Linked DNA regions of Homo sapiens: region 1 is linked to region 2. The links are chromatin loops, found by intact Hi-C in ENCODE. Cell type or tissue: heart right ventricle. All regions are shown on one strand. Each heading gives the region's core, and the rest is flanking DNA. Links, peaks and the distances in the headings are about the cores only.

What was found. Hi-C counts contacts between places; a loop is a spot of excess contacts. Peaks named below come from ENCODE experiments on the same cell type or tissue, not always from the same donor. Only the 100,000 strongest peaks of a DNase experiment are listed, where the experiment ranks them.
Region 1: it touches region 2 in a loop (4-fold over the local background); 11 of 110 quality-filtered maps call a loop at or near these places.

The regions. Positions count from the first base shown.
Region 1 is chr1:86,490,366-86,506,817 of GRCh38, reverse strand. CLCA1 (chloride channel accessory 1) reads right to left here. Exons shown (of 14, transcript NM_001285.4): 9 at 15,447-15,553; 10 at 13,219-13,434; 11 at 12,370-12,631; 12 at 11,143-11,313; 13 at 8,007-8,246; 14 at 6,559-7,164. The coding sequence ends at 6,773. All of the region lies in intron 1 of LOC124904210 (a long non-coding RNA gene), which reads left to right. LOC105378827 (a long non-coding RNA gene) reads left to right here and starts at 2,488. Exons shown (of 2, transcript XR_001738132.2): 1 at 2,488-2,616; 2 at 3,902-4,816. RefSeq lists an enhancer at 4,285-4,374. In heart right ventricle, for the core only: CTCF peaks have their summits at 4,321, 4,520, 6,423 and 6,631 (motif pointing left); DNase peaks (open chromatin) are centred at 3,107, 3,487, 3,971 and 4,416; H3K4me3 peaks cover 1,787 bases; H3K27ac peaks cover 4,511 bases.
Region 2 is chr1:87,074,386-87,090,837 of GRCh38, reverse strand. HS2ST1 (heparan sulfate 2-O-sulfotransferase 1) reads right to left here. Exons shown (of 7, transcript NM_012262.4): 3 at 6,559-6,644. Among named protein-coding and RNA genes, the nearest start is that of LINC01140, 47 kb to the left of the region's middle. In heart right ventricle, for the core only: a CTCF peak has its summit at 6,392 (motif pointing right); no DNase peak of the experiment used is centred there.

The DNA of each region.
Region 1 (16,452 bases), core at 2,843-10,842, 580 kb after region 2:
ACTCTGACCAGGTGACAAAACTATTGGAAGGACTCCAAATCCAGTAGTCTGATTGGCACACATAAGATTACCATGGGGACCCCATTATCAAACAGAGGCCCTTGATGGGGCGCAGGCTGTCTGCACAGCGAACACTGGACGACATCAAACTTATATTGCCAGTCTCTACTCAGACGGCATATAGGAAGATCAGGCCCTTGTGTAGCTTCATTAGAGACCTCAGTAAGATTAGTGGTAACAGCAGAAATAAAGGTCAAGTTTGCAAGCTTAGTATCCCTTTTGGACTGAGGTAAAGATATTCCTGAAGATTGAGAATGACACACTTATCACGTGCTATTGTGGAAAAACAAATAGGGGGATTGCTATACAATAAAATCAAGGAGTAATTAAGTTTAATCCATCCCAAATTTTCAGTTAAGGGGTAAGACAAGAGCATCCATCGACCTCCTATCCAAGAAGTGTCATTAGATGACAAAGGCGGGTCAGCATCCCACCATGTAATAACATTAAAAACACGGGGATTTAGAACATGACTCCAATAAACATGTTCTTGAGCTGATCCCACTTGGCAAAGTATAAGAATTACCAGCCACCCCAACATCCATGTCTGTCTTACTTTCTCAGAAGTTTCCCCAGTTGCCACAGATACATAAGAAACCGATTCTCTGCAGTTGCATGGGCTTCCACGGCTGCAAGCAGGATAGATGCCTGTTGATCCAATCTCTTTAGCTGTCCCCAGGTAATGTTAGGTGACTTCTGAGTCATCATTGTCATTATTGGTTGATTCTCCGACAGGTCCTAGTCTCGAGAACAGAGCCCCATATTCCCCCTTTTTTGTTTATTAAGATATATTTTAAGAGTTTGATGAGCTTATTTAACAATGGCCTGACTGGCTGAGTTAGAAGGAATACCAGTTTTGTGTTGTATGTACCAAAGTTGCAATGCATATGCAAATTGAGCACTAAGATAGTAAGGTCCATTATCAGTTATTATAGTGTGTGGAAAGCTTAGAGTCATAATAGAGTTAAACAAATTAGCAAATGCATCTTTAGTTTTTTTCTCCCGTCTGGGGGGTAGCATGTGTCAGGCCTGTATAAGTGTCCATGGTAACGTGGAGAAATTTAAAACTTCCAAAGGATGGTTACTGAGTAACATCAGTTTGCCAGATAGTGTTAGGCACCAGACCTCGTAGGCTGGCACTAAGCCCTAAGGAAAAAGGGGAAAGAGAACGCTGTTGGCAATCAGGACAGTTTTAATAATCATGTGAGCTTAAGCAAGTGTCAAATGAAACTGTTGTTTAAGACTGCAGGCGTTCTGATGAAAAACAGCATGATCAGCTTGAGCTCGCAAAAAAGCAGGAGAATCTGCAAACCACATCTGTGGTCGTACCAGAGCATCAGCTCAAGCATTCCTTTCTGACAAGGGACCAGATAGCCCAGAATGAGAGCGAATATGTGTGATGTAAAGAGGGTGATGACTGGCAAGGAGGAGTCTTGCGCTGCAAGAGACAAAGCTAGTAGGGGTTCATTAGTAATGCCCTTCACATGTGCAAGATCTAAATGAGTAATACTATACACCGCATAAGTGGAATCACTAAGTATATTTACGTCTTGGTGAGGAAAATTTGTAAGGCCAATATCAAGGCACCTAACTCTGCCTGTTGTGTAGTTTTTAAAATGCTCCTGGATTCTGTACTGCCAGTTTTGCATGGCATCTTGCCACACTATAGCTGCTTTTCCAGTTTTTCCTGAACCATCTGTAAAGAGAGTGATGGCATGAAGTAAAGGCTCAGAGACAACAATAGATACAAACTTCACAGGCATAGTTTGTAAAAAGTTCAGGAGCTTAGAGGCTGGTAAATTGAAGCTGATATTACGAATAAAGTCAGCCATTGCTACTTGCCAATCAAGATCACGAGCTAAGAGAGTATGAAATTGTTCCTTGCTTAAAGGTAGGAAAGAGTAGCAGGGTCATATCCTGACAGCTGGACGCAACGTTGGCGTCCCTTTATGAGAAGAGAAGCTATTAAATCTGTTGTCTTTTGTGTATGTTTAGAGGGATTATGAGACAGGTACATAACAGATGTAAAATACAGAAATGGCAAAAGATAAAGCCTACCTGTTAAACTAAGGCATGGAAGCGATGGATATTTCAAATGATTATTACTATATTTTGGCCCTTGAAAATCATTAGAATGTGACTGCAAGTCGCCAGGATAATAAACCTGCATTGAGTTAGCTTAAGTATGTAAAAAAAAAAAAAAGAAAAAACCCCAAAAAACTTTTTAAAATGTCCTTTGGTGTTGGCCATTTTCCTGCATCAGCCTTTAGATGGAATGTCTTAGAAGTGAGCTTGGGAAAGTAGGGCTGTGGCCAGTTTCTTTTATTCGGTCTGGGCTCCTTAGGCAGCTTCTGTTTTTAACAGCTTGCCACTTGTTGCTGCCCTTACTCTGAAAGAAAGGAAGGAAGACTACAAGTGGCAGTAAGAGGCCAAAGAATGACCGGGTGGTAACGTGCGTGTGTAAGCGCAGAGGCTGGAGGGAAGAAGGTAACCGGCTGGGAGAAAACCACTCCGCTTATCTTTTAGGCCACCTACGCCTGAAGCCAACCCTGTTAGGTAAGGTACTGAAAATAGACTGCGCTTTTTATTATTTTTACCACCCTCAAGCAGAGAGGCTCAGGGGAGGAGCAGACAGGCAGCGCAGTGTCTGCTTTGAAGTTTCTTAGCCCCAGTGTTTTTAAACATTTTATAAAAAAGCGAAACAAACATTCCTTACTGCTGCGTCTTATCTTCTGACGATGACAGCAGCTGGCAGAGCTCATCCACCTCAGCCTAGTTAGCATTTAGCATATGGCTACTGGAGAGCGTCCCTTATTAGCGGGCTCCTCCCTCAGGGCTCCGTACTCTAGGCTCCTCCGCACTACTTTGCCCACCTTAGGCTAGTAAGGTCGGCGTGCACATGGACTGTTTCTTAGCCCTTTCCCTAGGGGGCCAGGGAAGACAAGGAATTGCTTGTCAACTGAGACATGCGAGGGGTGGCAGGGAAGGGCAGAAGTAGGAAAAGCAGCAGCACAGCAAGCAGCAGGCCACTTCCCGGGCACGGTTACTAAGGCACGTGACCATGGTGAGGAGGATCCTCAGGACCCGGCTGGAGCTGCCTGCAGCCACCCGGGGACTCGGTCTGTGCCTCTTGACCTCCCCTCCATCACCACAAACCCAGAAAGGGGCAACCTGCCCAGACTGCAAGTGACTAAATGGGCACTCCATGGCATCTTAGCAACTCTCCTGCCCCAGGCCTCTGTGGGCAGCAAGAAAGCCAGAGCTATCTAGGATAAAACCCAGGAGGCAGCATGTAAGTTCCCCTTATACTCCAGGGAAACAGAAAACCGACAAGGCCAGAAAGGCTGATGCTGGAAGTAGGAAATGAGAACTTGCGTATTAGGAAGACAATCATACTCAGCCACTTTCCTTCCCTCTTGGAGGCACCCCTCCAGCAGGGAAGTTTGTCAAGGAGAAGCGGACACCCGATCATACAGATGTTCGCTGACCGGGGGTCTTATCTAAGAACCGTCCCTTGGGCAGTTTCCAATCTCCTTAAGGGGGATGGGAGGCGCTGTTGGCTGAACGGGGCCAACAAATGCAGGTCCCTTTAAGGGTGGAAGAAAGGAGGGCAATGGCTTTTCTATAGGGGGAGGAAAAGGCTCTGGTCCGTCCTTATCCTCACTAGAAAAAATATCCTGCTCATGTCCTACGGAAGGGAATGAAGTAGAGAGAGGAGCACCCCCCTGCTGCTCTGGTTCCTGTTTTTCCTCACTGGAAAAAATCTCTTCTTTATTCCCCATAGAAGGGAATGAAGAGGGGAGAGGAATCTCTCCCTTTAAATCTTCTGAATTCCTTTCAGGTGGAGATAATGGGCGGTCTGACTCACCGCAATCTGGCAGATAAAGAGGATACAACGCAGAGCGTACCAGCGCGCCCAGGTGGTCAAAATAGTAACATTTGCTCATATCCTCTTTTCAGGCAGCGACCTACCTGCTCCCATAACTCTAAATCTAAGGTTCCTTGATCAGGAAACCAAGGGCATCCCTGCCGAATTAAAAGCATAAGCTTGTGTAGAGCTCCAGGCTCTACAGTGCACTGGATAGCCTTAAGTAGCTGTTGCACTGTTTTAAAAAATACTTTCTGTTCTTTGGTCATTTCCTGACCCATGATGACCCAACCCCTGGTATTTTACGCGTGGGTCCCGTCCTCCTAATGGCAATCAGGACTGTCCCTTACTGGGATTCCCCAAAAATTAAGGAGTTTTCCTCCTTCACGTGCAACTTCAAGGCGATCACTTCGGGCGCACCACTTGTAGAGTTTATAGCTTGCAGTGAACGCCCAGAATGAGTTCTCAGACAATTCCAGCTGAGCGGAGCGGCGGACCACTCTTCTGAGAGAGTGTCACCCCAGAATCCATCCGCCAAGTATTTATTGAAAGGGCTTGTTAAACTACAAACATCCACTAGATGGCCTCTTGAGGTCGGGTCGTGACACACCTGTGGCCTTCTAAAAGCATTCAAACCACATTCTCAGGAGGCTGTTTTCAGCGTTCCTCATGACACACTCCACTCCTTGTCCTGTTTTCAGGGTCAAGGAGTTACATTTCCATGCACAAATAACATACACACAGTGCCTCCGTCTTTTTCCATGCCCCGACCTCAAATGCTTTGTATACAAGCTTGAATTTGTTGCCATGCACCCCCAACAACCCTCTGCCCATTTGGCTGGCAAAGCAACTGGTTGTGCCCTCAATAAACAGTACTGACTTTGGGAACATCAGGGTCTTCCTAGTCTTGGAACTCTCTACTGTTCAGTTTTTATAACAAATTTATATGTAAGAAATACGGGTCCTAGGAAACAGCCTGAAGGACATGCAATCCATTCACTCCAAATTTTACCTCTGGGGCAAGCTCAAGAGCTAATTGCTAGGCCCGCATTTTTTGGGTCCCTGTATAATTGCCTTTCCTGAACAATGCTGTGGTGTTACTCCTTTGGCTTACAGTGAAGGAAGTAATTAGCCCTATATTAAACTTGTTGTTATGATTACTATACGGTTGCTGCTTTGGCTGCGGCCCTTAACATCACAGTGCCCTAATAAACTGAGGATCCACAGATAAAACTTCTTGTGGGTCTCACGACTAGGAAAAGCCATGCTTCTCCTGAGCTGCTTCTGGCTTGCTTTTCACTATAGACTCTGTTAATCTTGTTACTATATACACTTCATTTGTCCTACCTACTTGTCACAAAGTGAAATATGTGACTTGGCTGTAGCAATTGTACAGAACATTATATTATGCATTTGATGTGGTGGTTTTCCCTCTAGTTTTTTTCCCCCATGTATTCTTTATAGGTTTATACCTGAGCACTTCTTCTAGTTTTTATTATATATTTTATTTCTTTATTTTTATGTTTATTGCATGTATCACTAAGATGGCTCAAATCTGGTTTTGAAATAAGAAAGGTCTACAAATAAAGAAATTTTGGGTCTACGCAGAAATGATATGCTAGATATTTTGTTTTCAATCATAAAGAGAGCCACCCACATCTTGAACTCATTGTACTAATAACTGGGAACTCGAAACAATTTTCACAGGACTATCTACACCTACAGGCACTGGAATCTGTGACTAGTCCTTCACGAGGACTGCCATAGTGCTAGGCCTACACTTCCAACCCTTTTTCCTCTTCTTCTCCTTCCCCTTTCATTTGTTATGCTGCTGGTCTTTCTCACACTTATTAAGGGCTTCGTGCGGTTCTTAAAGACTCCCTTCTCAAGCATATCTCTGAGCATATCTGCCTCCTGATTTCAAAAATAAATCCTCAAATGCTCTTTTTAGTATACAGGAAAAAGGCCAATGCTTACTCATCTTTCTATCCTTAGAACCTAGCATTGGCCTGGAAAATAATAAGCAGCTGGTGAACATTTGTTGAAAGAACTGAATTACATTAAATAAACTAATGCACATAAGGCATTAGTTGGGCCCTTGGACAAAGTACACAATAAATGTTTATTTCTCAATCACTTTCCCTTCACACCTGGCCTGAAGCTACCTTTCCCACCTTATCCCCACTGCCATGGCTTAAAGCATCACTAACTCTTGTAATTTCATGCACATAACGTTCATTTCTGTGCCTAGGGAATTTTCATTGTGCTGTTCTTTCTTTCTTCAATGCCATCTCTTCCTTAAATGCACCATCATTGCTCAAATTTAGAGAAAATAAGACATATTCCTAGTGATGCTGGTCCAAAACTCCTATAAAACAAGTCATGTCTTTTATATTTAAATAATTTAGATTGGCTTTTCTTCACCAAAAGAAATCAAACAACTTTTAGCAACTCTGTTAGATTTCTGCAATTGCATGTTGTTTTTAACTGGCAAAGCTCCTTAAAACAAATAAAAACATACTTCCATTTATTGATGCAAGCCCTGTTTCTTTCTAGTATTCAAATTCATTAATAAAAGACTCAATGATTATTAAATTTTTGGGTTTGAATGGATAGTTTTTATGCATGTATACCCAGTTGTTTAGCATTTTATTTTATCGCCCCCTACAGGAAGTCTAAAATACATTTAGTATATCGCCCCCTACAGGAATACATTTAGTATAAATGTACTATATACATTTAGTATATCGCCCCCTACAGGAAGTCTAAAATACATTTTAGAAAATTTTATAATCAAAAAAAAGGATGAATGATTTATTTTATTTATCTGACAAAAATTCAGCCCTAGGCTATTGACAGCTGCAGTTCTCCTATCCACTTCCACATAATTTTTAAAATGTGAATGCCAGGAATGGTGCTGTTGATATGAATATTAGGACAAGGAGCAGACGTTTCATCAGGACTAGGTGTCTCTGGCGGAGTCTGTGGAGGAATAAACAAAGATACTCGTGCAATGTTGGATATTTCTGATTTCAGATCGACCTTATCAACAGCCTGAATAGCAATGAAAAGATCTGTGCCATTTTCAAAAGTAATGTTTTCTGGTTTAAACAAAAAGACTTCCTCAGAGTTGGCTTCCTTTGGGATGAGAGCAGTAGTATTCACTTGAAGAGATTCATTGAACTTGTCTCTGAGATCAAGAATACTTGTACTTATTCGAATGATATACTTGTGAGCTAAAAAGAAAAAAGAAGAATGTGACTTTAATTCTGAAATATTAAAGAAACTTCTTAAGCAGTAGAGCTTTAAAAAATATTTAAAAAGCTTTAAAAGTCTATGAGAAATTATATCATCACCCCATAAGGTTCCCAAATAAATGAACTGATGGTCCTGTTTACAAGGATTACTATCTCTTTTACATTCTTGTTTGTATATAATGACACAGTGATAAGCGTAAAACTGGATTGGGCATGACGTAAAGCCTTGGTCAGCATTTCTAGCCATAGTGCCCGGCAGAAAGAAGAGACTGTTTAACAACTGTTTATTGTTTTATTATTTATAGAGGCAGTTTGCACCAATGCTTCTCAAACTGTAATGTGTGTACAAATCACCCAGGGATCTGAAAATGCAGATCTGAAAACACTTTCTAACAAGTGTTCATGGTATCTACATGCTGCAGTCCACAGACCACACTTTGAGAGAGAAAGTCTGGTAGGACCTGAGGTTCCTTCCAAAAGAGCTCTGCTCTGCAGACATCTATGCTCCATTTCCAGTTCTTCCCCAGGAGTCACTGCTACCCAGAAAATGGAGTTTGTCAAAGGACAGTTTGGTAAGATTTCAGAAACAAAGTGAGGTTTACCCTTCCTGGCTGAAGCCTCTTACTCCCAAAGTTTACCAGTTTTTCAGGTTTTAAATCTCTCTTCTTTAAATACATTTATCCCTCATTTCAAAGGACCGGCAAGATCCCTCCTGCCTTCTGCCCCCTAAGTATCAGAACACGGCTGCCTGCCTCACCCGCTTCTGCTCTTCTACTTGGCTGGTAAACTCTTTTACAGGGTCCACACCAGGTTCAGCTTACCTGTTCCATGGTCATAATCATCCCCAGGAGCTGTCCAAGTCAGATTAATGAGACTGCCCCCGTGAATTTCCGCCTTCAGGTCGGTGATTTGGCCAGGTGGGAAGAGATCAGGTATGGGAGCATTTGGGACATCAGAAGCCACAAATGAGCCTCCCGAGGATGTTCTGCTGAAACACACTTGCTTGTGTTGAACATCATCCTTATTAATTTCAGGTCTTGGTGGATTCCATTGTATTTCATCTGCATTAAAAAAATACTCAAAATATGGTAAGCAACATCACTAAATGGTGACACCTCCGTCTGTTTTCTTATCAGATCACCCTCTTCCTGTTCCCCACTTCTGCTTCTTTCCTTCCACACACAGAATTAATTTTAAATATTTGGAGACAAGACCACAAATACGGTTTCATCAGAGGGAAAAGAGAAAACAGAGAATCACAGTTTCTTTTTTTTATCTCTTAGATATTTCCTGGATATTTAGTGGAATAACCTTTTGGAATTTATTTTCATGACATTTGTCCTAAAATTGCTTATTTTCCCATCTTTTTGCCCATCCTGATCTTGTCTTTCCACAAGGTCAGTTTAAATACTACATCTGTTTTTTCCTTCCTTCCTTCCTTCCATCCTTCCTTCCTTCCTTCCTTCCTTCCTTCCTTTCTTTGTTTTTGTTTTTGAGATGGAGTTTCGCTCTTGTCATCCAGGCTGGTGTGGCGCAATCTTGGCTCACTACAACCTCTGCCTCCTGGGTTCAGGTGATTCTCCTGCCTCAGCCTCCTGAGTAGCTGGGATTACAGGCATGTGCCACCACACCGAGCTAATTTTTGTATTTTTAGTAGACATGGGGTTTCACCATGTTGGCCAGCCTGGTCTCGAACTCCTAACCTCAGGTGATCCACCTGCCTCAGCCTCCCAAAGTGCTGGGATTACAGGAGTGAGCCACTGTGCCGGGCCTAAAGACTAAGTGTTTTAAACCTCAGACTGCCTCAAGAAATGTATTCCTCCTAAATAATAGTGTGAGTTTCATTATCTTTCCTATTTATTTGGCAACTAATCAACTGGACCTTCAAGAATGCCTTGATTGTTTATGCATATTTCTTTCACTTTCTCGATGTTTGTATTTCATTTTTCTTATTAAATTTCAGTTTTTAATAAAATGTTTTATGTTAGGGTTCCAAAATTTTGTGCTTTTGAAAGACTTCTCATTTTCTCAGTGAATGCATGGGAATCTAGTTCTTGTAGTGATCCCAATTTCATTCACATTCTTGTTGAAGACATGTATAAAAGTAATCCTGGAATTTAAAAAATACCCTGGTCTGTTCAATCTGTAGAGTTCTCAGGTTCTCTTTTCTTTTCAATAAAAATATCTCATAAGATCCTAACATGGCATTACTTAGAATTTGTTTTCTCATAAACTCTACCTCTTTATAGAATTTTTATCTGTTAAAGACCGTTTAATCTTCATACCCATTAATCTGGTCTTGGCAAAGATGAAGTGAATGCTCTAGCAGGTTCAGGGTTCATGTTGAAAGCACCAGTAGAGACTGCCATTAAGGCTTATCGAGGGATAGAGGGAAGAACATGGCCTTCTACTGTTATGCCAGGCACTAACACTATTAGTTATATGAACCCATAAGCTCTCTAGCTTCTGTTTCCCCATCTTTAAAAAGGGATACTTACAAGAATGAAATATATTACTGTAAGTAAAATGCTGCCATAAGGCTAGACCTAGCCACTAAACCAGTCCCCTTCTGCCTCCTTCCCCTAACTCAAAAAGCAGTGGCATGGGCTGGGCACGGTGGCTTACGCCTGTAATCCCAGCACTTTGGGAGGCCGAGGCGGGCAGATCACAAGGTCAAGAGATCGAGACCATCCTGGCCAACATGGTGAAACCCTGTCTCTACTAAAAATACAAAACTTAGCTGGGCATGGTGGCACGTGCCTGTAGTCCCAGCTACTCGGGAGGCTGAGGCAGGGGAATCACTTGGACCCGGGAGGTGGAGGTTGCAGTGAGCTGAGATTGTGCCACTGCACTCCAGACTGGTGACAGAGCAAGACTGTCTAAAAAAAAAATGCAGTGGTATCTTTTAAAACATTTCCCTCTATTATCACCTTTGCATGAGTGACACCATGTGTCTCTGAATCCTCTCTTCACTAAGCACACACCCAAGTAAAGATGACAGTGGGAAGGTTCTCAAAGGAGCTCTTCTCCTTCCCGCACACCAACCTCAGGAGAAAGCCTGCCCAGGACAGGGTGGAGATTGATGGAAAACTAGTCCTGGAACCCATTGGGACACAAACTTGGTCTCAATTCCTTCTCTAGTCCAGGGCAAGTGTTTGTAACCAAAAGTGGTATGGGACTGTCTGTTTCATGGACATAATTTTCCCACCTGCTTACACGTGGGCTCAGTGTGCTGGCCCACATGAAATTCATCTACTATGCTCCCTGGCCTGAGCAGGAGGAGAAAAGAGGAAAGACAGACAGTGGACTTGGATAATGATATTGATGTAGATAACAAACCCTAAATTATTACTTTTTTATTCTGTGGAACAGATTCATTAGGATAAATTAGAAATGCTTCAATGGAAAGAACTTCATTAGAAGTGTTTTTAAAATAATGATAAAACCTTTATTAAACACTATTTACCAGTAACAGTTTGTTAGATGTGTTTAGTTATTTATTCTGTGTGACCATCCTATGAGGTAGCTGCCATTATTATCCTTATTTTACAACAGAGGAGAGTGAAGTACAAAAAGATTACACAAAATACTGTATTTGATAGAGGGCTGGGCTTTGAAGTAAGGCAGTCAAAAGCTATGTTCTATCCAGTGATTTTCAGCTGGAGGCTAGTTTGCCCCCCTAAGGGTTAGTGGACCACATATGGAGACATTTTTGATTGTCATGACTAGGGAATTGCTATTGACAAATAATGGATAGAGGTTAAGGATGCTGCTAAACATGCCACAATGTGCAGGATAGCCCTCCACAACAAAGGATTGTCTGGCTCAAAATCTTAATAATGCCAAGGTTGAGAAACCCTGATTTAATCATGCACCATTCTGCCCCACAGGCTTAATAGTTTCCTCTTGAAACCAATGCTTTTGCACAAGCCAGGTATGTTATTACAAATTACTTACCATTCTCAATCCAGCCAGGTATGTACAGTGCTCCACTCTGCTGGGGTATCACTCTCCGTCTGGCTGCGTTAACTCCTCCCAGAGCCCGCACTTTTACACTGTATCTACCATTCGTGTCATAAGTTGTGAAATACCTTGAGTAGACACCGTCATCCTTAGTAGCATCAGCACCTTGATAAAGAATGAAGGAATTAATAAATAGGTAACGGGGAGGGTATTTGTATATTTCCAACTCATATGTAGGCTATGAATTTTCAAAGCAACAAGAAATTCAGCATTAGCTCCAAGAGACCTTAAGATTTTGGTGTGTTGAGGGTAAGGCTTACTTCTTTTATCACTGTGTGTGGTTTTATGTATACATTCTGTCTTCTTGAATTGTTGACTTTCTTTTTGAAATCTAAGATGGTATCGTTTCTGTGTTACACCCAATGTAGCACAAGGTAACTACTCAATAAGTATCTGTTGAACTAAATTAAACTGCTATATGCAAATGTGGAAGAAAAAAATGTTGTATGATTATTTAATAAAATTCATCACTTCTCCCCAGGGTAGATTTAGGTGGGAAATTCATTCACAGGATTCATTCTATTAAGGTTACTTGCTTCACAGTAAGCAGACATGTTTTTTTTTTTTTTTTAAACTGTAGAATTCTCTTTCTCTCTCTCCCTGATAGACTTCTTAAAGACAAGAATAATGGGCAGAATTTTCACTTTTGGGGCAAGCTAATATAGAGTCTGCATAGATACAGGAATCATATAGGACTGTGCTTGAATCTATCTCTGCTGCTTTCTAAATGTGAAAGCCTCAGTGAAGATATTATAAAAACAAAGGTTATATACATCTTTGTATATATGTATTTGTGTATACACACACACACTCATATGTGTGTATGTATGTATGTGTATATACAAAGCACCTAACACAATATGGTTATTAATTTTCCTCTTTTCCTTTTTTGGGGGTTGTGGAATACCCTATGGCAACTCCCCAGAGACTGAATCTATTGAGCTTGAGCTGTTAATGTGTTTTGGGCCTTGCAGAAGCCCTCATGTTTTCCAGCATTTTGAAATGTAGGAATTGTGGGGAAATGGAGAACTCTCCCAACCAGACCTCAGTGCTGTGCTGCCTTGCCTGTCTAACTGCCCTCACCAGACCATGCCCTCTTGGCATTCCCTGGTTGCTTCTTGGAAAAAGAAATAAATATCTTCCAATTTCTTGGGTGATTACCTGCTCCATTATCCAGTAGTTCCAAGGTAACTGTTTTTCCATTCACTGATTCAATCAGGGCTGTGACACTGGCCCTGAGAATTGGGGAGGCTCCTTGGCGAATATTTGCATAAACTACCAGAGGGCTGGGGAATTTGCTGGTGTCCTTGTTCGTTTTGGAAGTCACTGTAATTGGAGGCAGGGTAGCATTGGACGCACGGGACGTGACAGTCAGGGTCAAGGTTTGTGAGCTTGCTTGCAGACTGTATTTCCAAGTGCCAACCTGACCAAAACACATGTAAACATTTCCAATGAATAACTTCAGGTGACACAGACCTGACTTCAATGTCACGTACGGGAAAACCCTCTGATATAAGCATGTTGGAAGCATATCTAAGAAGAGGTGTGCATGTTTGATACTCTGTCAGCCACGGGGAGCTTCAGTGTGTTTGAACTAACTATATCATTCCCATTGTCAAGAAAATTCCACGGCGGGTGGGAGGGGGATGGTGAGGTCTGAAAGCTATATGCTTATTGTTGCCTTGGTTTTATAAGAGATGAGTCTCTGAGATAAAGGAAATAACTTTTATGATCCCAAAATGTCGAGGATCATTTTGCATCTTGATTACTATGTAATTTAAAGGTTCTCCATTTAGTACCTGGACAAAATATCACCTATTTCCTTTGTCTTTACTTGCTGACATACTGAGTGATTTTCATTGGATGGAGATTTTTTTTCCTCGTTCTCTCTTTGATTCAATACTGACTCTCCTTTTAGCAACCACCAACATTTAAAATGCTACAATTATTCTGTAAAAACTTTATTTTATCTTGTTGAATTATGAGAAAGAAAAAAAGCTGACTCCATACCTTAGCAATGCCTGGGATTTGGAGGTAGGCCATTTTGGTGTTTTTGTCCACTACAAAGCCACCTTGCTTCTGTCCACTGGGATCCCAGAGAAGGATTTGGGGAGGCTGCATTGTCCAGGTGATAAGAAACAAAGTGTCCTTTCCCACGGTGCTGTCCACGATCACTGTGCCATTCATCCACTGGCTGTTCTGGAGGGTTAATCCCTTACTCTCAAGCTGTTAAGAAAAACAGCTCTTACTTTCTGGAGAATACAGCTCCCATCACATGATCTTTTCCCTTCTGCCCCTGTCTCCCCAGTGCGCCATTAAAAAGACTTCAGTGATGCCTGAATCCTTGATTTGGTGTTAGGAGCAATTATGATGCAGTTCTAAGTTACCTTTCTAGCCTTAGCTTCCACAATTTTCCATCCTCCACCCAAACAAGACCACTCCCCAAAGGTCCTTGTGAATCCCTGACTCTTTGACTTTATTATCGTACTCTTTAGTTTTCCTAGAAGGCTTTACATTTGTCTTCTCCATTTATCTAAGCCTTCTTAGTCTTCTCTGTTTGTCTAAGCCTTACCCATCCTTCAAAATTCAAATATTACTTTCTCCATGAAGGTTTCTCTGCTGTCCATCTCATTTACCAGTTGTAAAAAATCTCCCCTTCCTCTGATCTCCTATAGGATTTTATTTCTATCAATCCTTCGACATTCATCATATTGTGCTTCGCCCTATATTTATTGGTATATGAAGCTCATCTTATTTATTAGACTATGAACCCTTAAGGGGACTCACTGTGACTTATTTTTTACCCACGCATGGATTGTCTGAATTACCTAATTGCTAAGTCAGGTAGTATTGCAGGCCCTGTGGAGATAAATGACATAAGCCAAGGCCAGCTTGTTTGGAATAGAATGAGGGAGCTGCAGAGTGGGAGTGAGGTAAGGAAGGATTAACAAGGCTTTTTTAGAAAATGTGATTTTGAGGATTATCTCCTAGGTAGTTATTGTCTCAGAGTTAGCACCTATTAGAAGACAGAGTGGGCTGGTCATAGAGCCAGATTTCCTAGTTTCACAGGTAGATCACAAGCTGGCAAGTGGAGAAAGCGAAGGGCTATTAGATCTGGTTCTTGTGGCACACTGGTGAATGAGTCTTGCTCATTTCTCCATCTCTCTCTCTCTCTCTGTTAGGTTTCTTAAATACAAAAATCATAGGCAGAAATTTCCTAAATGTGAACTTGTCCTTTTATCACTTTAATTACTTTTCTAGGAGACATTCCTCCCTTTTCCAAAGCAGGCCCTTGCATTTAATTTTCTAAATCTGAACCAGAATAACCCAGATGGGTATAATTGCTGTCTTCCTAGATTGAATAAATGCTCCATTGGTAAGCCAGAAAGCCTATGGTTTCAAAATCTCTCATTATTAGGCTTTGACATTACAGTTTTCCTTTATCTTTATCTGAACTTTCATCATAAAAATTATAATTCACACCAGTGTGAATGCTGATTGTTCACTCTCTCTAGTTTAAAAATTAATGTGAATAATTTCTGCAATTACTAAAAAAGAGCATTGAAAAAATACATTTTTCTTTTTTCTTAATAGTTTCAAGACTTTTAAAAGGCAATTTGGTTTTCTTGAAATTTTAGACCAGATGGGCCATTGGAAGTTTTCTGTCTCTACCTGGTGGAGAAATGAAGGTCCACAGAGGTGAAGTTCTTTGCCTAGGTCACATAGTTAATGGCAGACCGAGGACCAAGATCCAGGGGTCTGGACTCACACCACTGGCTTTTTACAGTACAAAGCACTTTCTGTCCATTATATGTAAATCTTGGCAAACAACAGAAATTTGATGTAATGGAAAAATAAAGCAAGTAATCCCTGGACACTTGTCCCAGAAAATTTGTAATTGAGATGATCTACTCTGAAGAAAATTCTGAGCCAATTATATTGCTCTAGTTGCTTGTTCAGAGATGTTAAAAAAGAATTCTTGGACATATGACATTTTATCTGCTGACTTCTGTGAGGAATTCACTTGGTATTGCTTCCAAACAAGTAGACACTAATTGCCTTGTTTAAATGAGTAGTGTTGCATTTTAGGAATAATGTTTAATATCAAGCTGGACCTTCTATTTTCATTTTAATTCAGTACCAGAAGAGTGGAAAACTTAAAACTTTTAGCCATTAAATTCTCCATCTTGGCTATGATTATGTGTAAATATGAAAAACCAAAGATTAAGAACTCCAACCTGGATGGAGCGCTGAGAGACAGCTCCATTTCCTGATGAAAGGGCCCCAAAAGCATCAATGAGGCCATTGTTCTGAACTTGATCTGAAGCATATGTCTGTAAACCTCCTAAAATGCAATTACATTTTCAGAAATTATTTTCCAGAAAGCAACTATTTGCAACATTTTAGCTGTTGTTTAGAGAGCATACAATATAAATATCCCTTTGTGTTATTAAAGTATAAATAGATCAACATCAAATAGGTGCCTACATTAACTCAGAATTTGATAGTATTTTTTTAACCTATTTATTTTTTCTAAGACAGGCTCTCACTCTGTTGCCCAGGGTGGAGTACAGTGGCATGATCCTGGCTCACTGCAACCTCCACCTTCCAGGCTCAAGCGATCTTCCTACCTCAGCTCCCAAGTAGCTGGGATTACAAGCATATGCCAACATGTCTAATTTTTGTATTTTTTTTTTTTTTTTTTTTTTTAGAGATGGGTTTTGCCATGTTACTCAGGCTGGTCTTGAACTCCTGGGCTCAATCAATCCACCTGCCTTGGCCTCCTAAAATTCTGGGATTACAGGAGTGAGCCACCACACCCAGCCACTAATTTTTAAATCTTAGTAAATAATAGCTTCAGCAACATCTCAGTCACCTGGCTACTTCAACTATCTGCAAAGCAGCCATGAATCTCTGATATGATTTGATATTAATTTATGATATAAATTGATGTCATAAAATCTACATATTAAAGGTCCTGCACTTTTACATGAGAGAAGTCATTAAGCCGTACTCCAGGACTATCGATTTACTCTTATTTGAAACATAATTCCAACAAACGTGGCTTTAGAGTTTTCTTCTAAATGAGGAAAGGCACATATGTGACAGCAGCAAGAAAAAACAGTGGACAAAGGGACACTTACAGAATAGTATATTATAAAAACAGGATTTTACACCAGGCCAGGCAGTCCTGGGCTATTTAGAATAGGTGTCACTAAGTTAGTTGATGTGAAAGCACTTTTT
Region 2 (16,452 bases), core at 2,622-10,621:
GTTTTGAGGAACAGCAAGGAGATCAAGCTGCCTGTAGAATCAAAAAGGGAATACCATGGAAGATAAGAGAGGTGGGGGTGAGGTGGAGTGAGTGCAGACTGTGTGGGTCTTCTATACTGTTACAAGCATTACTTTATACAGAGTCAGGAGGGAGGCCACTGAAAGATTTAAAAAGAGAATTACCATGACACAACTCATATTAAAAGGTCATTGGCTGCTGTTTTGGAATAAACAGAGGGGCTACAACAAAATCTTGTGACCTCTCTTCCTGATGACTCTAGCATACAGTTCTATGTGCTTTCATTTGACACATCCTGCACCTAAGAGCTATCAAGCAACTTAACTCTTAGCTTATCCTACTAGTGTTTCTCCTGTAAGTCTTTCTCCCCAACAGCATTATAAGTCACCTGAGGGTAGGCATAGTACCAATAGTGCAGTAAAATTTTCTTTCACAGTTTTTTTTAAAAGAAGGACAGTACTGTTGCAAATACATAGCACTGTCACATTCGGTATTAGAGTAGAAGTTCCACCGGGGCAGGGACCATTTCTCTCTTGTTCATGGCTTTATCACTAATGCTCAGCACTGTGCCCAACACACAGGTGCTGAATATTAATAGAATTAGGTTGAGGAGACCGTTGTGAATTAGCCACTAACAAAAGCCTTCCTGCCAGAGAGTACACTGAGTAGTAAGAAAGTAAGGAGGCAACAGCAATATATTGCTGCTCCCTTAGCTCACAGAGCTGAGAGGTTTTTAATAGGAAACTACAAGGAGAGATTACAGGACAATGGGTTAGTGATTCCATTCTTAAGACTGAGATTCCTGGGAATCCTCTCTATCCTCTCCATTATTAGCCACTGCTCCATCCTGAGCCATTCCTTTGAGAATAATCTCCTCGCAGAAGAACATCTCCTACCAATGTTTCCTCCTTTCCCCTAGTCCCTGACATGTGGAGCAGACAGCAATTACCAGGCAGCAGTAAAAGGGAATATGGCATTTTACAAAACTCTTTTTGCTGTCCAGGAAAATGACTATCTATGTGTGGAATGGCTTTGGGTGGCATTTATTAGGAAGTATGATTTTAATGAGATATAATCTGTGAACTCATTTTGAAAATGGATATGAACTATGATATGTAACTTAGGGAACAGTTATATAGACACGAAGGGCTGGAGGCAAGGGATTATAACAGATAATGGGCATGATTAAAAATAGCAACTGGACCACACAGCTCAGCCAGTTAGAAAACAAGAGCTAACGAGGTTTGCTGGTTTTACTCTTTTGCCAACCAGCTAGTTTCTATAGGAGCTAGTTTATATAGGAAGTCTGTGGTCAGACCTCACCTTTAACTCTGGTCAATCATTTCAGCTATTTCTCAACAAAGCTCAGGTAGAAGAATAAAAACCCATTTCTACTAGCAGAAAATAAACTACTGTTGACCTGTTAGAACACGATCTTCCTGGGAAAAGAAGAGCATATTTGGTAGGAATCTGCAGATGAAAATCAGAAACGAAAAGATATAATCTGAGCAGCAGGTTGGTAAAAAGATATTTTAGGAATTTCATTCTTGCCATGTCAGCATACGAAGTGTGACAAAGCAAGAACATAAACTAGGCTCATTTTTTTACAATTACATTCTATCAATAGCCTATCAAGTGAACAGTATCAATATGCAAATGAACAACAATAATGGTTAAAAGATCAACTGCACACTCAGAACATTTGTAAGGAACCTTGTCAACTGGCTGGAAAAAGTCAAAAAAGGAGGTGATGAACCTGAAAGAGGGCTGAATGGCCTTTGGGAATCATTATGTTTTGAAATCTTTCTGCTTCATACTAAATTTAACTTCTCTACTTAGGCAACAATCTTGCTGGAGACATTGTACATAGTTATTCTGGACTCTCTCAGACCTAAAGCTTCATAGAAACTTTCTAATCCTAGTGGCAAGGTCCCACTGTCCTGTATCCAAAAAAGTGAATGACCTGTTGGTATTTGTTGGTCTCACTGATGATAGTGTAAATAAATATTTTTAAAGTAATTTATGTCTTAAAAAGGGGCATTCATCAACTGTGCACCTATTAGAATGGCTCACATTTTGTAATAAAGAGCAAGTCTAACAATTTCAAATGCTAGTGAGGATACACAACAGCTGGAACTCTTAAAACACTGTTGGTTTGGTGGCAAAATGATACAATCACTTGGGAAAACAGTTTGGCAGTTTCTTATTGAGTTACCATACAATCCAGCCATCCCACTTTGAGGTTTTTATCCAAGAGAAGTTAAGACATAAGTCCGCACAAAACCTGTATGCAAATGTTTTGACAGCTTTATTCATAATCACCAAAAGCCATAAACAACCTCAATATCCAGAAACTGGTGAATGGATCAATCGAAGTACACCCATACATGAAGTACTACTTAGCAAGGAACTAACTACTGATATGTGCATCAAATTAGATGAATGTCAAAAGCATCATGTTAAATGAAAGAAGACACTCAAAAGACTTGATGACTGATAAGATATAGGTGGTGATAAAAAAAAGTTGTCCAAGATTACTTGAAAGTTTCTTGTTTGGGTGTCATGACAGACAAAAATGTGTAAACCTTCCAAAAGAGAATAATGGAGGCTAAGAGTCTTATACAATGCCCAATTAAGAGTTGGAAATAAGGACCAGCAGAGATTCAGACAAGGAGAAGAAGAAAACACCAGTTAAGACAATATGGTAACTGAAAGAAGACAGAATTTTAAAAAGAATCACCATACTGCTCTGCGTGAGGCACAGAACTAAGTGCTCCATCTACATTATCACATTTAATCCTCACCACCACCCCATGAAGTAATTACTTTAATTATTCTCAAATTAAAAACAGGACACTGAAGCTCAAAGATCTGAAACAATGTGGGTGAGATCACACAGCTAGCAAGGAGTCTAAGTGGATTTAATGGCAGATCTGTCTGACTTTAGAGACAGACTTCAGAGATTGCTTCTTAGCAGTCTACAGGATCAATGCTGTAGAAAGAGCTAGTAGTACAAGGTTAATAAAAACGCAACTCCCACATATTGTCTGGAATGATTAAAATAATTTTCTAAAGTATCTACAATGTTGTGACATATTTGTTAAAAGTTGTAGAAAATGGGGCAAACGTCAACTGGTTTAGCAGAGAAGTATTAGGTAGAAAGGACAATCTCACATGACTCTATATATTAACTAATTCTATTTAGGCCTAAAATGTTGTCACTTGATTACTGTTTAGAATTTCAGACCTAATGAAGCATTTAGTTGTTTCTTGTCGTGACATAGCTGCTTCTTTACTGATTCACCTCACTTGTTCTGAAAATGATACTAGCGGCAATATGGAGGAACCAAAATGGCAGCAATGAAAACTCATTCTCATTTCTAGGGACAACTACAAAGGTACATACCTGATACGTGCCTGAATAAAACTGTTATATCAAAAATAATTTTCAAATACCTCTCAAGACAGATGCTGACATGTGACACTGAGGTAGCTAGATCATAAAAAACTTAGCAGAGTCTGACAGAAAGTACAGCATTAAAAGTGTTCTTTTAGCTATTATTCATTATAAATGAAAATGTTTATTGCTGAAGAAGTGTTTTTGAAAGAGACTTCTAACATTTTAATTTTCTAAAGTTTGAAGAAAATCAAAATGGGCTAATAGATGCTATTAAAAAATAAATAGTGCACATTTAAAAGGGGAGGAATATTTAATATTTTTACTGTTTATAATAAAACTTCATGAACTGGTAATTACAGAAAAAAAGATTTCAGTGAACTCATTAAGGTCAAGAACTGCAACTTACTCAACTTTATATTTCCTGCATACTATGACATTTTGAAAATGTCCAACCTATATACAATTTTAAACTGGAAAATTTTCAAATTTATAATAATTTATATCTACATTATCTTAAAATTGTATCATTCACCAATTAAAAAGAAAACAAAACATAACCTAACATTAAAGGGAAAAATGGAAAGGAAGAAGAACTAGGAAATATACTTTAAAAAAATCAAAGAATAAGATTCAGACAAAAAGGAGCAAGATGGGATAGGAATGCAAAAATGTAAAAAAGATATTTTTGTTATTATTCTAAAGTTCAGTAAAAAACAAATGTATGTAATCAAAACATGGCTTGAGTAGACAAGCTTGCAAATATAATGTGTATTTCTTCGTGGTCGGGCTAAACTAGAAAGGAGCGTTCATTTTTTATTTCTCTATCTTATTTCCTAGGTTTCTTGGGGCTTACATTCGTTTTAATGTCTCTGATAAGGTAAGTTTAAAAAAACTATGTGTTAAATAAGTATTTTGCCAAATTCACCACTTTCTCCTGAAAGCAAGTATTTTACTGGACTCCACAAAGTACTATGCCAGTCAAGAATATTGTTTTGAAGAGTAAAGCACAATTGACCCTTGAACAACACGAGTCTGAACTGTGCAGGCCCATGCATACATAGATTTTTTTCAACCACACACAGATACAGTACTTGAGAGATGTGAAACCCGTGTACAAGGGGTGACTTTCAAATTCGTGGGTTTCACAGGGCCAACGGAGGGACTTGAGTATGCGATTTTTATATACTCAGGCAGTCCGAGAACCAATACCCTGGACATACCCCAGGAACGACTGTAATCTAAAAAATTGGTAAGGCGATGTTTCTTTCCTTTTCCTTCCCCATTTATGGAGCATATGGCTATTAAGCTAAAAGATATTTGAGGATACTAGTTACATCTACAACAGTTCTTGATTACATAGATACATCAAAATACATTTCACCTAGGCTGATTTTGTTTAGGTATTTAAAATCTTGGAAAAATCTATGAAAAATTTTCACAATACTTTTCCCTTCAAATAACATAAGACTCACTATGAAAATATTCAAACGCTTAAAAATTCATGTCAGCATTTAATAAATGAGATTAATCTCTTCAAAAAGCCTTATTTTTTCAACTACAAGAACCTCAGCATATATCAGAGCTTTGTTCTAAGTATAAGACTTTGCCAAAAGCAAAAGCACTCAATTTATAATTTTAATAATGAAAACCTAGACTATTAGAAACCAAGCTGTGTGTGGAAAGAATAAATCATTTAGGTGAAAGGGTAACAAACATTCAATTCAAGGATAATGCAGCCCTGAGGGAAAATATGCACATGAACGAAGCTTATGAAATTGGTTCAATGCCTATGCAAAGAAAAAAATAATTAGTTTATTTTAAAGCTGCCTATAAAATATTTTCAATATTGCAGTATGAATTATTTATAGAAAAACATACATCTAACTTTAGAGCTACAATTTGATTGAAAGATCTTGAGTACTATGAGAGGAACTAGAAATAGGAACATATCACTTTATGTATGTAATATTTGGGTGATTCTTTTTTAATTACATGATTTCCCAAAAAGTTAAGATTATCAGTTTGAATCAGTAATACTTCATTCTACTTTTTCTTTTCAAAATTAAGTAAAACTGAGAGTGGGATATCACTTTTATTTTAAATTTTATAAAAAATGCCTTTTAAAGTTGACCAATATATCAAGGTGTGTTACTCTGAAATCATAATAGCTAATTTAAAAACTGAATAAACATGTCTAAGCTAAATAATAAAAAAAATTTTTTTAGTGTTTTTGAAGTTAATGCAGAATCTTAGGGAAAACATTTGGATTTGAGGTTTACTACAATGGTACTATGTGTACTACCAAAAAAGTTCAAATGTATCCATAAGACTGTTATGTTTGGAATATTAAGTTTAATTAATTTTCTGATTAATAATGTGGCACAGACTGTACAGAAAGCCACATAGTACTTGAATACTGTGAGTAGGCATATAGTTTTCTGAACCCTTCTTGAGAGAACTATTAATATGACAGAGGCCGGGCACAGTGGCTCATGCCTATAATCCCAGCACTTTGGGAGGCTGAGGCAGGAGGATCACCTGAGTCCAGGAGTGAGTGAGTGAGTGAGTGAGTGAGTGAGTGACAGGGAGGGAGAGAGAGCAAGAGAGAAGGAGAGAGGGAGAGAGGGAGAAGGAGAGGGGGGGTGAGAGAGGAAATCATGAATTTTTTTTAAAAAAGCCTCGTAATACATCATAATTTTAAAGCTAAAATAAGGTAGCCCAAGGGAAAGTGTACACTTCAGTATGTCTTGGGTGAGAAGCAGACACACTGGAGCACCAATAACTTAGTGAGAGCTTTTTTGCTTTCTCAATGATGTGGTAAGTCATAATCTGGCCTCTAGGTTATAACTTGAGCTCTCCTGAAGTAGTGTCATTCTGGTTGTACAAGGCATATACACACAATAATAATAAACTTTAAAGAGTAATAACTAATATGTAATTAATATAAGAATTGCCAATTTATGAACACTAGAGGGCAGTAAAACACTAAGAAGGTATATTTAAATTACAGATCTAAAACTGGCAAAGGCAAGACAGTACATTCTTTTATTAGAAAATCATAACAATTTAATGAATTTATTCCTTTTTAGGTTACTAGAGTACAAAGCATTCTTTAGCGTGTCATTTCAGTGTAACTTACTTTGCAAAATCCAAGTAAGAAACGTGTCCATGATAAAATCCTGGTTTCATCTCTTTCCAGGAAGTTATATTCTTTACAAAGCGCACCTAAAAAGGGAGAACACATTCATTATATACAATTTAAAGAAAATGAAATTTGATGATAGCAAAATATTTCCAAGATAGGAATTTAAAAACCTAAAACCACTTTTACAGAGCTTGAAACACAGGTTTGGACTAAGGAAAGTATACTGTAATCTGTAACTATTAAAATTCATCATAGAGACAGCTACTATCATTATACTCACAAAAGAGTGAAAGATGATTCTGAAAACAAAATGGCACAATGAAATCCTTTACAATGCTGTAGAGTGAGTACATTTACATAGGGTGGGAGGAGGGTCGTTGTGGGGGTGTATGTATCTACACCCTGCCAACACACATGCTAAAGCAGGCAATACAGGAACATTCCAGCATATCAAATGTTTTCTTCTCAGAGGCTTGCTGTTCATAAAAGTTTATTTTTATTAATGACTCAACAAATAAAAAGTAATATTTAAAACCAAAATGATTTTTAAAAAGGTGATGGTTATCAGAAGATATTTAAGAGTTAAGAGCAGATATCACAAGCTTGTTGATAAAAAGATTAATAAAATTAGAGATGTAATACAGGTCAAAATATTTAAAATTTCTAAATATTTAACTTATTGGAATTAACGTACACAAAAATTAATATGAAAAATTATATAAGTATATTTTAATATGTCTAAAACTGGTTAATATAGAATTTGATAAACCTAAGTATCACTAGCTGCAAAGCAGTGATATACAATTTCTCAATGGAAAATGGTATACATTTTTGATAAGCAAATCTCTGCATGATAAATAGCAAGTGGTTAAGAATCTCTTTTAGAACCTAGATAGAGTGCAGAAAGTGGGGGCAGTGAGGTCCACCAACCTGTACCGCACCGAAACCATCTGCAAGCTATGACTTCAGCCTCTCAAACACAGAACTGTCAATTGCATAATTCTGACAACTTATCAATCTTTCACTTACATCATAGAATAGGGGTAGTCACATGGAGATATTCTGGAACACTTCATACTACACTACACTCAATAATATCAATGAATGATGATAGCTGCCTCCTGTTAAAGGCCTATTGGTAGGTGAGGGAGGGGAAACAGTGCAGATATAGCTATATGTCAGAGAATGTGAACTAGAGAAAAATGGAAGAGTTCTGGGATAATTTATCTTTAGGGGAAGCATTAATAACTCACATACTAAGAGAAATTATGAAGCTTTTAGAATGGAAATGGTTATATGCCTTACTTGGCCTCTCAATACACATATACATCCTTAAATTAAAATCTGAAAAATGAATTGCAGATAAAAATTAGTTTGCATTAGAAAGTATACAATGTCATTTTAGCAGATATTTTCAATTTTTTTCCCCACTGAAACTGAAAGAGCCAAATAAATGTGATTTGAGGTTTTCATGTTCTTTCCAATTCTTCAACTAAGGCATCAAACAGAATGAAAATACCAAATTGCAAATGAAACAGAAACAAAATATAAAATTAAATAATCCAGAGCCTGCATCTTTAACATACTTTACATGCTGAATATGAAAAGTCTTTATAACTGCCACTTAATGGTAGATTATTTCCTATAAACCTTTGGTTCTATGAAAATCAGTTCTAGTATTTCAGCCAAAAATGAGAGGAAAAAAGAAGGCAAAGAGAATAAGGCATTGAAGATGGTGGCTAAAGTGAGCTTAAGATATATTTAGCAACTCACCTCTGTTTTCCAGAAGCTGAGATTTAATGTGGACATGGTGATGTAGGAGGGAAATGAAAGATGCTACATTGAGGTCTGAAAAAACAGTGTTATATAAACTAAACAGCAGGGAAGATCATATAGTACAAGCTTGGAGTATACTGTAGTGAAAGACGTGGGCAGAAGTAAGAGTCAGGTACAAATTCAAGTATTCTTTTTCCTCCAACAAAGCTTCCTAAGGATGGTCAATATTAAACTAAACCCTCTCCTGAGGATGAATGATATCTCATCCAATGTGTACCCTTCAACACAAAGTGAAAAAAGCCCAGGAAGCTGGATAATGTCTACACTACTGCAAGACTTCTCATTTCTTCTGGGTTTTCCAATTTATTGGCATATAGTTGCTCATAGTAGCCTCTAATGATCCTTTGAATTTCTGTGGTATTAGTTGTAAGGTCTCCCTTTTTATCCTGGGCTAAAAGTTTCTTGATTTTGTTTATCTCTTCAAAAAAACCTTCTTTTTTTTTCTTTTTTTTCTTTTTTTTTTTTTTGAGACGGAGTCTTGCTGTCGCCAGGCTGGAATGTAGTGACACGATCTCAGCTCACTGCAACCTCCGCCTTCCAGGTTCAAGTGATTCTCCTGCCTCAGCCTCCTGAGTAGCTGGGACTAGAGCACCCAGATAATTTTTGTATTTTTAAGTAGAGACGGGGTTTCACCATGTTGGCCAGGACGGTCTCGATCTCTTGACCTCGTGATCTGCCCGCCTCGGCCTCCCAAAATGCTGAGATTACTCATCTTTTTGTATTTTTTTGTTTCAATTTCATTTATTTCTGTTCTGATCATCATTATTTCTTCTATTCATTTTGGATTTGGTTTGCTCTTGCTTTTCTAGCTCTTTAAGATGCAACACTAGGTTGTTTATTTGAAGTTTGTCTACTTTTTTGATATAGGCACTGATTGCAATAAACTTTCCTGTTAGCACAGATTTTGCTGTATCCCATACATTTTGGAAGGCTGTATTTCCATTTTCATTTCTTTCAAGAAATTGTTAAATTTCCTTCTTAATTTATTGACCCACTGGTCACTCAGGAGCACGTTGTTTAATTTCCATGTGTCTTGCTATTGGTTTCTAGTTTTATTCCACTGTGATCAGAGAAGATATTTGATATAATTTCAATTTTTTTTTGAACTTTTAAAGACTTGTTTTGTGACTTAACATATGGTCTATCCTTGACAATGACCCATATGCTGAGGAGAAGAATGTGTATTCTGCAGTCACTGCATGAAATGTTCTGTAAATATCTATTAGGTCCATTTGGTGTAAGCTGCAGATTAAGTATGATATTTCTTTGTGGTTTTTCTGTCTGGGTGTTCTGTCCAGTGCTGAAAGAAGGGTCTTCAAGTCTCTAGCTATTATTGTATTGGGGTCTATCTATCTCTTTAGCTCTAGTAATATTTGCTTTATATATCTGGATGCTCCAGTGTTGGACAGACGTATGTTTAAAAATTTTATATTCTCTTGCTGAATTGACTCCTTTATCATTATTTAGGACCCCCAAGCACTTTAGCCCATGGTGGCAGGGGCTGCTGGAACTGAAATACCAACTGCTGAGATGGAAGATTAACCTCTGGCTAGAGCTGTCTAAACGTTCCTTCTGTGGGCACCAGCTGAGCTCTGCCCCTTGTTACTTTCTGATGTGACAGGGCAGCACCATATTCAAACGCAAAGTCCCGCAATCACTGTGCTCTCCCCCTACCCAGGGTGCAGATTCTCTTTCTGCGCCATGTGGCAGCTACCAGGGGGAATGGAGGAGGGGTGGTATAGGAGATATAAGACTGTGTTTCCTATCCTCTTCAGTGCCTCTTTCCTTAATATGTTAAAACTAGGTACTATGATTGCTCACCTGATTTTTGGTTCTTATGGGGGTGCTTTTTTGTGTGGATAGTTTTTCAATTTGATGTTCCTGCTGGGGGACAATTGCTGAAGGCTTCTATTTGGCCATATTGCTCTGTCTTCCTCCCCCATATCATGATTCTGCTTTAACAAATTGGACACTGAAAATCTCAACTTCTATCCACTACTAAGGCAATCCCTCAGATCCAGTCGTTCAAAACTACTCCATCTCTCCAACATCTCAAAGCTCTGTTGATATAACTCTCTCAATTGTTTATTTCCTTATGAATTCATTCATCAACTTTATTGTCATATCAACTTCCCATTCACCCTGATCACTACTCTCTTTACCGGACAACCATTTTAACAATAACCCTTGACGTTTGTTCCCTTGTCTTTTTATTATCTTGGGTAACCACTGGGATTGCTGAGTACTCCTGGTTGAAACCAAGAGACTACATCTAAATATCTATGTAGGATTTTGAATTTTACTTCCTAAATCCATGCTATCTGAGGTAAATTCAGGTGATTATTATTGCTTTAAAATTCTCTAGAATCTATTTGTTTTTTCTTTCTTGAGACAGAATCTCATTCTGTCACTCATGCCGGACAGCACAGTGGCATGATCATAACTCACTGTAACCTCTAACTCCTGGGCTCAAGTGGTCCTCCCACCTCAGCCTCCCAAGTAGCCAGCACTGCAGGAGTACACCACCATGCCAAGCCAAGATTTAAAGAAAAAAAAAATTTTTTTTTTTTTTTGTAGAGTTGTTACCAGGGCTGTTCTTAAACTCCTGGGCTCAAGTGATCCTCCCACCTCAGCCTCCCAGAATCCCAAAGTGCTCACAGGCCTGAGCCACTGTGCCTGGCCTCTACTATTGTTAAAGTCCTCAAAACACACAGAATCTCTTTCTAAGCTCAAACTAAAAGCATACTAAAGGCTAGACATGTAATATATCTGGCATACGTATTTTTCTTTCATCTCATCAGCATTTAACTAAGGCAATATGTTAAAGTTTCATTAACATAGCTGTGGCCGATTTAAAATTTACAATGAATCAAAAGATGCTGAACTGAGGTTTACCTTCTCTTTATGACGAAGAAAAAAGTGTGAAGCAAATAAATGATGTCAGTATGGCTAACATGGTTCACACTAATCTAGAAAACAGTCTGAGCATTTGAAAGTGTTGGCCAGGTGCAGTGGCTCACGCCTATAATCCTAGCACTTTGGAAAGCCGAGGCGGGTGGACTTCCTGAGCTCAGGGGTTTGAGACCAGCCAAGGCAACATGGTAAAACCCCGTCCCTACTAAAATACAAAAAATTAGCCAGGCGTGGTGGCTCATGCCTGTAATCCTAGCTACACGGGAGGCTGAGACAGGAGAATCGCTTGGACCCGGGAGGTGGAGGTTGCAGTGAGCCTAGATCGCACCACTGCACTCCAGCCTGGTCCAGCCTGGGCGACCGAGCAAGGCTGTGTCTCAAAAAAAAAAAAAGTATCATTTACATACTGCTGAAATTCCATATTATCTTTATCTCCTCTTCAAAACTGTTCTCCAAGGAAATAATATGAGTAACTCCCTTTGAAAAACAGTACTTTTAAAAGTTTTATTTTTAAAGTATTAATTCGGCCACTTCTCCTTTTACAGTTTAATATTTATCCTTAGTTCTCCAGAACTTTCCTGGTCTCTACTCTTTCACCTTCATCTTTTCTCTCTCATCAGTCTAGTCCCAGTTCTGCTCTATCATGATCTGCCTTCTCACCTCCCTGCACCACTTGCTTTGTCTTTCAGTTTGTTTTCTTCTGGTATTTCTCTTGGGCATGCTGCCTAAGACCTTGAGACAAGGTTTGAAAATACAGAGGAGTAAGAAGAGGACACTGAGATTAGGTAAGCAAACTTCTACTCAGTTCACTTTATGGATTCTTACTGACTATACTTGGCACAAATGAAAGGTAAAGTGATAGGCCAAAAAAGGAGCAAAACTTAATAGTATCAATTGAAGTTAAGGAGACTGAAGACACTGAAAACTCTGGCTTGGGGAGAAGAAATAAGGCCACTACAGTGACTTTAGTCATAGAAAATTTTCATACTCTGACTGAAATATGCTACCAAGAAGAATGTTTCAGATGTAGTAGTCAGATATAGTACATGAAACGCAGCTAGCCTGAAGCAGAGTGTAAACCGTGATTTTTGTTGGATTTGATGACTCAAGTCAGGCTAGCAAGTAATAAGAAGAGACCTTAAGGAAAAACACAAACAATATAGGTAATGGTGTTGGGGTTTTTTGTTAGTTGAATCAGACCTAAACTGATGTTACAGGAAAAAGCTAAGAAGCACCCTTCTCACTAACAGTAGTGTCTTGACCTATATTCTTAATAGATCAACCTCAATATTATGATTATCTGTGATAACAAAAGCATTTGTTTTCACTATCTAAAAGAGCAGGAATGTCATCCTGAACATTCTGGCCAAATTCCAACTCTGTAATTACTATCTGTTGAATGAATGCTACTATTAACTTGAGTAATTACTATCTACCAAACTCCCACTCATGCATTTACTTAAACATTTCTTGTATGGCTGTGGGTACTTTTATGAGACTAAGCCAGGGAGAAAGTTTTCTACACTCACAGGAAAACAAAGTAGTGGTTGGATAAAAATATAAGAAAAGTTTGCAGTAATTGAACATATCTTCACTGAAGTTCAGAGCTGTGCTGTTCAACCTGTTTTAGGAGTGTAGGGCAGGGGGCTGGTTCCCAATCCACCTGAGAGATAAGAATAGATCATACTGCTGTCAATCAGAGGTGCTCACTCTGCCAGTAATTATTATCATCTACCGCTATCAAAATCTATGTTGGTCCATTTGTTCATTCATTCATCATTTATTTAACAAAAAATGTATAGTTTCTACTATGTCTCAGGCACTATTCTAAACATAAGGGATATAGTAGTGAACAAGACAGACAAGGTTCCTATCCTTAAAGATCTTATAATAGAGGAAAAGACAGGCAGTAAACAAACCAATATATAAGATAAGTTAGTAAGCTGATTAGTACCAGAGAAGACACAACAAGAGTGATACAGTACACAGTAACTTAGAAGAGGTAATTAATATGTAGGATGGCCAGGCATGGTTTTTCTAAGAGGATGTCATTAAACCTTAAATGGATAACATGAAGCCAACTCTGGAAGAAGCCAGGAGAAGTGCATTCTAAGAGGAAAGGATAAGTGCGGAGGCCTTAAAATGGGAAAGGCTTGGCGTATTCAATGAAACACAAGGCCAGTGTGGCTAGTGGGTAAGAAGTTGGTGCACACAAGGGCTAGATTAAAAAGGGCCTCTTGGTCTATGTAAGAAATGTGGATTTTGTAGGGGAGGTAGGAATAACAATTTAAAGATAAGTACCCTACCATCCTGGGAAGACTAAAGTATTCATCTTCCCATATCCCTACTGAGAATCATCATCTGTATCTTTGTTACTCAAACTGCAGTTTAAAGACCAGCGGCATTAATTTTGGCATCCAGTGGGAGTTGTTTAAAAATTGAAAACTGGGCTCCATCTTGGTCCTTCTGAATCTGAATCTGCATTTTAACCAGTGATTAGCATACACATTATAGGTGGAGAAAATTCATCTAAAGTGCTGCTCTGAAAAGTATCTGCAACTCCTGGTGAACTGTGGGCTCTAACGCAGATAACCTAAAGTTGGCTTGAGAGTGAATTTCAAAAAGAAAAAAATTCATGTTGTTCTTCAGAGAATACAAATTCTAGGTATTTCCAATGTTTTAACAAAAGGGGTTATATATAATCATAGACCTAAACATATGAGAGCAAAAAAGAATTCTTTTTTTGAAAAATCATAAAAGATGTGGCTAATCACATATATGGTATGGCTAAACACATGACAGCAAAGCAAACTCCATTTTTCAACTAGAAGAGTTGATTGATTACCTATCTCTTGCCAATTCCTCTCTATTAACTAAGTAAAGCCCATCGCAAAAATGTATCTTTAATGACTGAGTCCACACCTTATTCTAATTGCTTAGTTTCTCATACCTTATATTCTCAAATGTTTATCTTTTAATATCCTTCTTTTAACTTTTCAACTTTTTTATTTAAAAAAATTTCTAAACTACAGAAAAGATGAAAAAATAGGACAGTGAACATCTCTATACTCTTCACCTAGATTCACTAATTATTAACATTTTGTCACTTTTATCTTTTTTCTCTATGTATGCACATACATACTCAATTTTTTCTGACCTATTTGAAAGCAAATAGTTGTCATTCATATTTAACCCCTAATTACCTCAGCATGTACTATGTCTATGAACAAAGATATCATTTTTGATCAAGGATCTGATCACAGACCATACATTACATTTGGTTTCCATGTCTCTCTAGTCTAGAGAAGCCTCCCTCCAACTTTTTTGGTTGTTATGATACTGACACTTTAGAAGTCAGTTGTTCTGTAGAATATTCTACATTAATTTGTTTTCTCGGGATTAGGTCCAAATCAAACATTTTGGTAGGGAACACTTTTGGTTAAATATTTCAGTGAGATCACCACAAATTGATGTTTTATTTTAACTGTTTTCATAGCCCCTGTGTTTATGTTTTATGTTCCCAAGTAAATTTTAAATAAGCTCCTTCAAGGATGTGGCCATGCTTTCTATTTCTTTGTTATTTCCCCAAAGAATGTAGTACAACCTTTGTGTATATTACATACACAACAAATAAATGAAAAACTCAAAAGCAGAGTTGACAACTATTTCTAAGGATAGCAGAATATATATAACTATTATACATTGAGTGGTTTTATACCAGACTAAAAATATTTGGGCTTTGCCTCTAAAATTTTTGAGACAAATAATTAAGCAGGTAAACAGTTTAGAACAATACCTAATATAGTATGTACAAAAAATGTCTAGGAAAGCTGGGGCTAAAGGCAGATATCAAGCAGACTGAACTAAGATTGGAAGGTGAGGGAATAAAGAGGATGGTCAGGTAACATATCTCAAAATATTTTTATGAGTAAACTGAGCTTTACACGGAAGCTGGAGACAACAGATTTAAGAAAGATCTCATCTTTTAAGTTGTACTTGATTAGAAACTATTTCTTAGAGAAGAAAAAAGAGCAAAATAGTTCATTTAATTCTTATTTAAGCAGCTGAGAGGCCAGGCGCCTGTAATCCCAGCACTTTGGGAGGCCTAGGTGGGCGGATCACCTGAGGTCAGGAGTTTGTGACCAGCCTGACTAACACGGTGAGACTCTGTCTCTACTAAAAATACAAAAATTAGCTGGGCGTGGTGGCGCATGCCTATAATCCTCGCTACTTGGGAGGCTGAGGCAGAATTGCTTGAACGTGGGAGGCAGAGGTTGCAATGAGCCGAGATCGCACCATTGCACTCCAGCCTGGGAAGCAAGAGCAAAACCCTGTCTCCAAAAAAAAAAAAAAAAAAAAAAAAGGTAGCTGAGAACAGTACACAGAGACAACAAAATATGATATTATTAAAATAAAAGTGTGTTATATCAGATGGGGTTCAGGGAATATTTAAAAATTATTTTTAAGAAATACAGTGCAATTTTTAGTTTACATTTAGATGAAGCTTACTAGATTAAAAGTGAAGTAAACATGAAAACATGTCACACAAAAGAAGGGGAAGCAGTAAATATAACTTGTTTGAAGAACTGCGTCTACATAGAACAAGAGATCACAAAACTGGAGATAGGGTATATAAAGAACATTTGTTAAGTAAGTTACTCTTAATTAAGATCAGGTTTTGGACTACCAGCTGATAATTTTGAAGTATGTCAGCTAATGATTAAGACTATTCTTCTGCGCTGCCCCACACAAACATTTTTTAAGTGTTGGTCATTATGCAATCCAATTGCTTTTAAGATAGCATTTATGCTTCTCTCCTGCTGTTTTTTTTTTCCTATACATAACCAACAAGTTATTAAAAGAAAAACAGAAGCTTTATCTCATCCAAATGCAACTGGGAAAATATACTACTACATGATGCCTATAAATGTCATATGTGGTGAGCTCCTCCAGATTTATATTTCATGAAAATAATGGTTGATGTCATTGCCAGACATCTTGCAGTTACCAGGACTTTGTAATGCTGAACAAACAAATTAACATTATTTTTCTAAAAAGTACTACTGAATAAATCTGAAATTATTATCTAAGCATGAATACATATTCCTTTTAAACCAAAGCATATTTTGAAAAGCAGTA